Linked DNA regions of Homo sapiens: regions 2 and 3 are each linked to region 1. A link is a contact called in ENCODE Hi-C or POLR2A ChIA-PET data. All regions are on one chromosome and are shown on one strand. The core of a region is the stretch at or near the end of the contact, and the rest is flanking DNA. Distances in the headings are between cores, read along the strand shown. Region 1 holds the start of IRF2BP1 (interferon regulatory factor 2 binding protein 1). Region 2 overlaps ARHGAP35 (Rho GTPase activating protein 35). Region 3 holds the start of NAPA-AS1 (NAPA antisense RNA 1).

Region 1 (3,175 bases), core at 608-3,107:
TAAAAACAACTTCCATTTGTGGCACTTATTTTCTGTGCCAGGCACCAAGCTAAGCATTTATATGCATGTTTGCATTCAATCTGAAGGTACCCAAATAAAAGGAGACTGGAGGGGGTCTCCATTTTTTCCAAGAAGTTTAGAAACTGGCCCAAGGCCACAGCTGGTCAGAGGCCAATCCAGTCCACCTGAAGGCTGAATCTGGCCAGAAGCCTTAACTCCCATTAGTGTTTCGTAAATAATAGCCCAAAGGCAACTTTAAGTGACATATTAATGTCCTCTTGAATGAGTCGATAGTTTTCACTAATTTTTTTTAAGGTAACCACAGTACATGAAACCCATGATTGTGAACGTATTACCTAGGATGAGGCAAAAATAGATAAATCTTTTTATTTTTATTTATTTTTTTGAGACAGGATCTTGCTCTGTTGCCCAGGCTGGAGTGCAGTGACGCAATCATGGTTCACTGTAGCCTGTTATCTCCAGGCTCAAGCAATCCTCCCACTTCAGCCTGATAAATCTTTTTTTTAAGGGAGAAAAGTGTTCAAATACAGGTAGTAGACAAAATTGTGAAACCATTTTAAAATTGTGAGGTCTGGGTAACAGAATCAGAGCTGCTGCGGTTCCAGTGGGACGGGAGGAGAAGGGACAAGCAGCCCCTCACTAGACAAAACCAGGGCCAACTGGTACGTCATTCAAATATTTTTGAGCACCTAACACGGACCCAGGCCTAGAGAAAGGGGCTGTTGTGGGTTGGAACCTGGAGACCCGCCTCCGCCCTTCCCCAAAGACAGCCTCGTCCAGTTCCCAATGCCTGGGAAAGAAGAAGGGTCCTCACAGCCTGATTGGGCCTTCCAGGTAGTGAGCGCTCAAGGTTGGGGAAAGGTTGGTCTGGTGTTTGCCCTTCCCCAGCAACTCCCTCCTCTTGCCCGTCACTTCTTAACCCCTTACTCTTCCCTCAAACTGGGGAGCAACAGAAGATAAGGGTCCCCCAAACGCCACGCTCCGAATGCACGTAAAGAGCCCCCAGAAAAGTGGGGGGGCGGGGGGTAGCCGGGAAAGTAGCGTGAATCTGGAAGGCCTCCCCAAACCTCCCAGAGGGCGGAAGTGCGTCACTATGTCCGACCCGCAGTGCATTTTGGGAATTGTAGTGAAGCGGGTGGGGGACGCCGAGCCCCCGATGGTGTAACCCTTTAGAGACCAGAGCGCGCGGGCAGAGCTGGGACAGGGTTAGAGGGCGGCCAGTCGCCCCACTCTTTTAGCAGAGAAACAACTGAGACAAGGCTCTGGCTCGGAAGCCCTTAGTCCTCTCCCTTCTCTGGCTGTGGCGGGCCCCAGAAGCATATATCTAGGATTCCGGGGGGAGGACGAAGTGCCAGGTGGCCACCCCCACCCCCACCTAGTTGCCAGCTTCCCGTCCCTGCTCTGAAGCCAATCAGGGCTTCTCCGCCCCGCCCCAGAAGCTGCTACTTTCCTAATCCGTCATTGGCCCACCTTTGCTGGGCGGGGAAACTGAGGTTCAGAGAGGGCAAGACATTTTGCCTAAAGCTGCACAGCAAATCCGAGCAGAAGTTGGAAGCCCGGAAGCCTGTCCACCCACCCCCACAATTTCTGAATCCGGAGTAGCTCTGATCATTTGTATTGCATCCTCGCCTACCACCTTTGTGTCCCAGCATCTTGCGGCGCGCTGAACTCCGGCCCCACGGAGAAGGTTGTAAGGTTTGCGCCGGCAGAGGCGACAACCCCCCCAGCCCGCGTCTGCCCGCCGTTCCCTTTAAGAGCCGGCCCCGGCGGGACTACGTTTCCCAGAAGGCTTTGCAGGCGTGTTATGTAACTTTCCCTGCGAAGCGGCCTCTGGGGCAGAAGAAGGAGGTGGAGGCGGCGGCGGCCGTTGCAGCGGCGGCGGCGAGAGCGGCGGGAGCCCGAGGCGGCGGCGCTCGCGGCCCATCGTGGGGCCCGAGCTGTGCGCCTCGGCTCGGAGCCCGGACCGGGCGGGGGCGCCGACGTGCCTCAGCCTGCCTTCGCGAGGGAGGCGGGAGTGAGCAGAAAGGCTTAGGGCCCAGGGGGCGGGGAAGGGGGGCCGGGCCTGGATCCGGCGGGGAGGCCGAGCCGGAGGCCGGACCGTGGCTCGCGCTGTCCCCGGGACGCGGATCGAACGTTGGCGGCGCGGATCGCACGTCGGCGGCCGGTGGAACGCGGGAGCTGGGCGGCGCGCGGACTGGGGCCATGGCGTCTGTGCAGGCGTCCCGCCGCCAGTGGTGCTACCTGTGCGACCTGCCCAAGATGCCGTGGGCCATGGTGTGGGACTTCAGCGAGGCCGTGTGTCGCGGCTGCGTGAACTTCGAGGGCGCGGACCGCATCGAACTGCTCATCGATGCCGCCCGCCAGCTCAAGCGCAGCCACGTGCTCCCCGAGGGCCGCTCGCCCGGGCCCCCGGCCCTTAAGCACCCGGCCACCAAGGACCTGGCGGCGGCAGCCGCACAGGGGCCCCAGCTGCCGCCCCCGCAGGCCCAGCCCCAGCCGTCAGGGACCGGCGGCGGCGTGTCGGGCCAGGACCGCTATGACAGGGCCACATCATCAGGCCGCCTCCCCCTGCCCTCGCCCGCCCTGGAGTACACTCTGGGGTCCCGCCTGGCCAATGGGCTGGGCCGTGAGGAGGCCGTGGCTGAGGGGGCGCGAAGGGCCTTGCTTGGCTCCATGCCTGGCTTGATGCCCCCTGGGCTGCTGGCAGCTGCAGTGTCTGGCCTGGGAAGCCGAGGCCTGACGCTGGCACCCGGCTTGAGTCCTGCCCGTCCCCTCTTCGGCTCCGATTTCGAGAAAGAGAAGCAGCAGAGGAATGCGGACTGTCTGGCAGAACTGAACGAGGCCATGCGAGGCCGGGCAGAGGAATGGCACGGGCGCCCCAAAGCAGTGCGGGAACAGCTACTGGCGCTGTCCGCCTGCGCCCCGTTCAATGTGCGCTTCAAGAAGGATCACGGGCTGGTGGGGCGAGTGTTCGCCTTCGATGCTACTGCCCGTCCTCCAGGATACGAGTTCGAGCTGAAGCTCTTCACCGAATACCCCTGTGGTTCCGGCAATGTGTACGCCGGCGTCCTGGCAGTGGCTCGCCAGATGTTCCACGATGCTCTGCGGGAGCCGGGCAAGGCACTGGCTTCTTCGGGCTTCAAGTACCTCGAAT
Region 2 (2,739 bases), core at 74-2,573, 1.1 Mb before region 1:
GCAATGAGCTGAGACCGTGCCATTGCACTCCAGCCTGGGTGACAGAGTGAGACTCCCTCTCCAAAAAAAAAAAAAAAAAGATATCTTGGGGATGGGACCCAAACCTAAACACAAAATTTATTATGTTTCACATATACCTTATACACACAGCATAGAAGGTAATTTCATAAATTTTTTTTTTGAGACAGGGTCTTGCTCTATCACCCAGGTTGCAGTGCAATGGTGCAATCTCAGCTTACTGTGGCCTCTGCCTCCCAGGCTCAAGTGATTCTCTCACCTTAGCCTCCCAAGTAGCTGGGACTACAGGTGCACGCCACCACACGTGGCTAATTTTTGTATTTTTAGTAGAGATGGCGTTTCTCCATCTTGCCCATGCTGGTCTCAAACTCCTGGGCTCAAGTGATCTGCCCGCACTGGTCTCTCTAAGTGTTGAGATTACAGGCATGAGCCACTGTGCCCTGGCCTCGTGCATGAAACAAAGTTTTGACTGTGACCACATGGGGTCAGGTGGGGAATCATGTTGGTGCTGAAAAATGTTCAGATTTGGGGCATTTTGGATTTCAGATTAGGGATGCGTGACCTGCATTTACCCTGTCTTGTTATATGATGGTCATACATGGGTGTAGTATGCAGGCTCATTTTTACTTAAAAAATACTTTCAAGAGGAAAAATTTGACAATCATACAGCAATTACCATTTTTTAAAAAGGAAATCATTTTTTTCTTAAATGGTTTAAAGGGTTGCTCTGTAATCTAGCTTGTGTTATTTAAATGCTGAGTAAGTCCTTCCCTTCAAAGATCACTCTGATGATAAAGCATAAAGCTTCCTGCCACAAATACAGGAAGTATGAAATACTGCACTCCAGCCCGGGTGATGGAAAGAAACCCTGTCACAAAACAAAACAAAAAACATCGTATGAAATTACCTTCATGCTATGTGAATAAGGTATATATGAAACATAAATGAATTTTGTGAGGCTAAAATTAGGAAGGTACTGTTGGTCTGACATAGCTGCTGCCAAGAAGGCTGCTGAAAGGCTGGCTGTGTGGGGGCAATGGCGACTCCTCTCAGGCTCTGTCTGTCACGGAGAGGGTGACATGAAATAATGCTTATCAATGTTAGCTATCCTCATCATTATTGTTATTCAAACAGCTACTACCACATCCTTGCCATCTGATTATGTTCATCTCTGCCCATTTAAAAGTTTTCCAAACTAGACGAACTTATCATTAATACCTATACTTAATATAATGCCCCACTATCCCTCCCCCGCTAGGAGTTGTATCACATGGACGGGGGCGGCTTAGAATCAAGGACTGTTACATTGAGTTCTGCTCAGGCTGGGTCTTTTGCCTTCTTCTTCTTCTTCACCTCGTGTTAGTGATATTGAAACGACAATAATAAATACACAACCTACTTTTTCAAGTCAGACCCTGCCAGAACTATGCCTAAGACTATCCAAGGCTCAGAAGAATTTTGAATTTACCCAGATTCAGGGTCCTTCACTGGCTTCATGGGTTACGGAGAAGTAAGTGCTCTCCACAGATAGCCCAGCCCCAGGAAGTGAAACACCTCATTATTGATTAAGCCCAAACGGCTCCTGACAGCCGTAACAGAAGAAAAGGTTTTCTGTTGTGGCTTTTAAAACAAAAAACAGATCACAGAACAGAAACACTGATTGTAGTTTCAGTTATCAGGAGCTTTGGACTATGTACTAGAAAGGTCTTGTTTCAACCAAATTGCAGCTTACATGAAAAGATAAATTGTGTGAGTTTGTTTGTTTTTTAAAAACTGTTGGGAGGCTACGAATTTAAATAGCCAAAGGATGCCAGCCAAGAGTGAAAGAACGCAAACTGGGGTGAAATCACAAGGCCTTGCACCATCTTTGTTTGAAAAAGTGGGATTCAGTTGTCTGATACCCAGTCAGCTTACATTTCAAACAGTAAACCACCTGGGAGCCGGGCACTACACAAAGGCGTGAGCTCATCTCTTCAGACCACGGCTCTCAAGTGGCATTTGTCCACGTCTTCGTCCACCTGTCTCAGCCCTTCTGACTTTCAGTTGCCTCAATTCCCATTTCTGCTGACCCAATTGCTGTGTTCTGGTCATGTGGACACAAAGATCCCTGATGGAGGACTCTGGAGAGCCAGGTCCCATGGGGACACATGAATCAGGAAAGAAGGGGCCCCTGCCTTAAGGCTCTCAGGTGTTCTGATGCCTGAGTTGGTCACCTTGCCATCTGTCTTAGCTGCTTGGGTTGCCATAACAAAATACCACAGACTGGGTGGCTTCAACAATAGCTCTCTTTTTCTCATGGTTCTGAGGGCTGGGAAGTCCAAGATCGAGGGGCCAGCCTATTTGGTTTCTGGCAGGGCCCTCCTGCTGGCTTACATACAGACAGCTGCCTTCTCGTGTCCTCACATGGCAGAGGGAGGAGAGCAAGCTCCCTCCTGTCTCTTCTTCTAAGGAGTGACAGACAGAAACAGTATCCCTAACACAAGGGGACAGCTACTATAATCGAGGCATGTCTAGAGTGTGAAGGCTTCGGAAAGGATGGGAATGTGTTAGATGGGAGAGGAAACAACATATTAGGCAGCAGGAACAGTGTTTAACAACGACGCAGAGGCACGACACCGTGTGAAGGTGCTAAGGAGTCCAGTGTGAAGGAAGATGGGCTTGGAAAGACAGGGTTGGACGGGAAGTGACCCGTCTGCTTACTGTGCTGAATTCTTCCAGCTG
Region 3 (2,879 bases), core at 293-2,792, 1.6 Mb before region 1:
ATACAGCAGCACTGACGGCATTCCCAGACTGCCCTCCAGGAACTTCTACTCTCCACATCCAGAAATCTGGAATCATCACAAATTCCTTGCCACCTCCGTTATCCAGTCTGCCTTTGAGAACTTTCCATCATGTAAGAGCTGTCTCTTACATGCTCAGCACATAGTTTGTGATTTTTGACACATATTTTCTGAATGCCTGCTTTGTGTCAGGCCTTGTGTTCCAGGTACAGGCGATAAGGCCGTGATCAAGGGAGATCAGCCTGCTGCCTTCATGGAGCTTGCAGTCTGTGTGTGCTCGAGGTGTCCAGGACAGCTGGCCAACCCATGTCTTCTGGAAATGATACACAGATGTGCACATAGTACCCAAACCTCCATGGCCTTCTAGGGACAAAGCAGCACAGACAGGAACCCCTGAAGGCCCCAGAGTCGGAAACACCTGGTTTACATCCTGTCCCCACCACTTGCTAGCATATCAGTCAGTGGACTTACTCTTTCTGAGCCTCCATTTGATTCTCTCTAAACTGGGATAATAAACCTCTTTGTAGAGGTTTCTTTCTTGCAAAGATTAGTGAGACAGATTTGCAAAGGACGTCCGGGCACATAGTAAAAGCTCAATGAATCCTGAATAAGTGAACCGGCAGGGAGGGTAACAGTAGGCCCTTGCAGAACAGTTGTAAGGAATCAGATTATCAGAGCCAGCATGACTGTCACCAAGTAGGTGTTCGATAAAGGAGGTGGTTATTATAGCTGGATCATTTTTCCTTGGGGGCAAGAAGAATGTATTAATTATTTTAAAGGTGATACTGTTAAGATTATGAACTATAGGCCGGGCAAGGGGGCTCACGCCTATAATCCTAGCACTTTGGGAGGCCGAGGTGGGCGGATCACCTGAGGTCAGGAGGTCCAGACCAGCCTGGGCAACATGGCGAAACCCCATCTCTACTAAAAATAGAAAAACTAGCCAGGTGTGGTGGCGCCTGTAATCCCAGCTGCTGGGAGGCTGAGGCAGGAGAATCGCTTGAACCCAGGAGGCAGAGGTTGCAGTGAGCCGAGATCGCACCACTGCACTCCAGGGTGACAGAGCAAGACTCCGTCTCAAAAAAAAAAAAAAAAAAAATAGTGAACTGTGGAGTTACCTTGTTTGGTTTCCAGTACTGACCGCTCGTTACTAGCTGTGTGATCTTAGGCAAGTTACTTTACCCCTCTGTGCCTCAATTCCTTCATCTCTAAAATGGATTTAAGTACCTACCTCCACCCCCTTGCGAATTTTTAATAAAGTATTAGATGGAATGCACTTACAGTAGTTCCTGGCACATAAGGGCAATATTAAGTTTTATGATGATGATGATTCGACCTTCCACACAGCATACAGCGAGAGGCCGTGGCCACCACCTCCCATCTCTAGTCACAGACTCCTTATGGCAGCCCCTTGGTCCAGAAATGGAAAGGAGAAGAGAGCGCGGGCGCAGTGGGGCAAAGTCGCCTGGGAGGCCCGAGCAGGCGACCTGGCCGCCATCTTGGGAGAGGGCAACGCCGGCAGCTTCCGTACGTCATCAGCCCGCGCAACGGCCGGGCACCCGGCGGTTCAGGTCGCTTAGAGAGTCGTAGGTTGGGTAGTGCGGGTTGGGGCGGGGGCTGCGGAGAGGGTGCTTAACTGAGGGGCATGATGGGGGAGGCGGCCGTGGCCGCGGGGCCTTGTCCGTTGCGCGAGGACAGCTTCACGCGCTTCTCGTCGCAGAGCAATGTGTACGGGCTGGCAGGCGGCGCCGGCGGGCGCGGGGAGCTGCTGGCCGCCACCCTTAAAGGCAAGGTGCTCGGCTTCCGCTACCAAGACCTCCGACAGAAAATCCGGCCAGTGGCCAAGGAGCTGCAGTTCAACTACATTCCCGGTGGGTGGCGCTATGGTGCTGGGGGGCGGGGGCCTGGAACGTGGTGTTGAGAAGGCTTCTGAGGCTCTGTCTGAGCCGGGTCACCGTGCTGGAAGAATGGGATCAGGTGGTTTTAAGGGGGTCACTGGGATCAGCGGGCAGGCATAGTTGGGGCCCGGATGAGCCTAGGGTTTCAGGATTCTTCAGACTTACAGGTCAGGATCCCTAGTACCCAGGGAACAGAGATCAGGTGATGGTGGTCAGGACTCAGACCAGAGGGCATGATCATTGCGGTAGCCAGAGCTCACCATGTTGGGGAGATTGGAAGCATGAGTCTGCCTGACACTGAACTTAGAACTCTCCCCTCCCAGTGGATGCGGAGATTGTCTCCATCGACACTTTCAACAAGTCACCCCCCAAGCGGGGTCTGGTTGTGGGGATCACGTTCATCAAGGTACCTAGAGCCCCCTCCACCTCCCTTCGCCCTCCTCCTTACACACATGGTGAGTTCCACTGAGCCGCCCCGGATCCCTCCTGCCACCCCTGCCCTCCCCTGAACCCCGTGTCCTCCGCCAGGATTCAGGGGACAAGGGCAGCCCCTTCCTGAACATTTACTGCGACTACGAGCCCGGCTCTGAGTACAACCTTGACTCTATTGCCCGTGAGTGAGGCGTGGACGGGAGGAGGGAGAGAGTCCCCAGCAGGTCCCCCATGCTAACCTGCCTGTGCCCTGCCTACAGAGAGCTGCCTGAACCTGGAGCTCCAGTTCACTCCGTTCCAGCTGTGCCATGCGGAGTGAGTGTCCCCTGCGCATCGACGCCCACTCCACTGTAAATGTAGAAACCCTGGCTTCTCGAACCCCTTCTTTACTTACAGACCCCTGTAGTCTGTTTCCCCTTCTGGAAAATAAAGAGGTTGTACTAGATTAGGGATTGAAAACTAAAATGCCAGCCGGGCACGGTGGCTCACACCTGTAATCCCAGCACTTTGAGAGGCTGAGGCAGACGGATC

What was found. Hi-C counts contacts between places; a loop is a spot of excess contacts on that map. ChIA-PET counts read pairs that join two places held with the same protein, here RNA polymerase II (POLR2A). Pooled maps may share reads with other maps.
Region 2: a pooled map shows a loop between it and region 1 (4-fold over the local background). The contact joins the enhancer-like site here to the promoter of IRF2BP1 in region 1. A Hi-C loop is called at or near these places in 1 of 50 pooled maps. POLR2A ChIA-PET finds 5 or more read pairs at or near these places in 2 of 52 experiments (A673 and activated CD4-positive, alpha-beta T cell).
Region 3: a loop to region 1 is called in a map of CD4-positive, alpha-beta T cell, with 23 times the contacts of the local background. The contact joins the promoter of NAPA-AS1 here to the promoter of IRF2BP1 in region 1. A Hi-C loop is called at or near these places in 3 of 168 maps with a recorded cell type or tissue (CD4-positive, alpha-beta T cell, CD4-positive, alpha-beta memory T cell and naive thymus-derived CD4-positive, alpha-beta T cell), 9 of 37 single-sample maps with no recorded cell type and 14 of 50 pooled maps.

The regions. Positions count from the first base shown.
Region 1 is chr19:45,884,823-45,887,997 of GRCh38, reverse strand. It overlaps IRF2BP1 (interferon regulatory factor 2 binding protein 1), which reads left to right and starts at 1,857. Exons shown (of 1, transcript NM_015649.3): 1 at 1,857-3,175. The coding sequence starts at 2,224. RefSeq lists enhancers at 1,033-1,082, 1,143-1,382, 1,533-1,682 and silencers at 1,843-2,322, 2,363-2,602.
Region 2 is chr19:46,953,760-46,956,498 of GRCh38, reverse strand. All of the region lies in intron 3 of ARHGAP35 (Rho GTPase activating protein 35), which reads right to left. Among named protein-coding and RNA genes, the nearest start is that of NPAS1, 65 kb to the left of the region's middle. Within about 2 kb of position 1,323, at least 9 of the 41 ENCODE cell types and tissues checked have a DNase peak (open chromatin) inside an H3K27ac peak, as active enhancers do.
Region 3 is chr19:47,482,945-47,485,823 of GRCh38, reverse strand. NAPA-AS1 (NAPA antisense RNA 1) reads right to left here and starts at 1,542. Exons shown (of 4, transcript NR_038452.1): 1 at 1,300-1,542. KPTN (kaptin, actin binding protein) reads left to right here and starts at 1,605. Exons shown (of 12, transcript NM_007059.4): 1 at 1,605-1,889; 2 at 2,240-2,322; 3 at 2,445-2,529; 4 at 2,609-2,663. The coding sequence starts at 1,664. It also overlaps a transcript of NAPA not described here. RefSeq lists enhancers at 1,231-1,360, 1,391-1,680.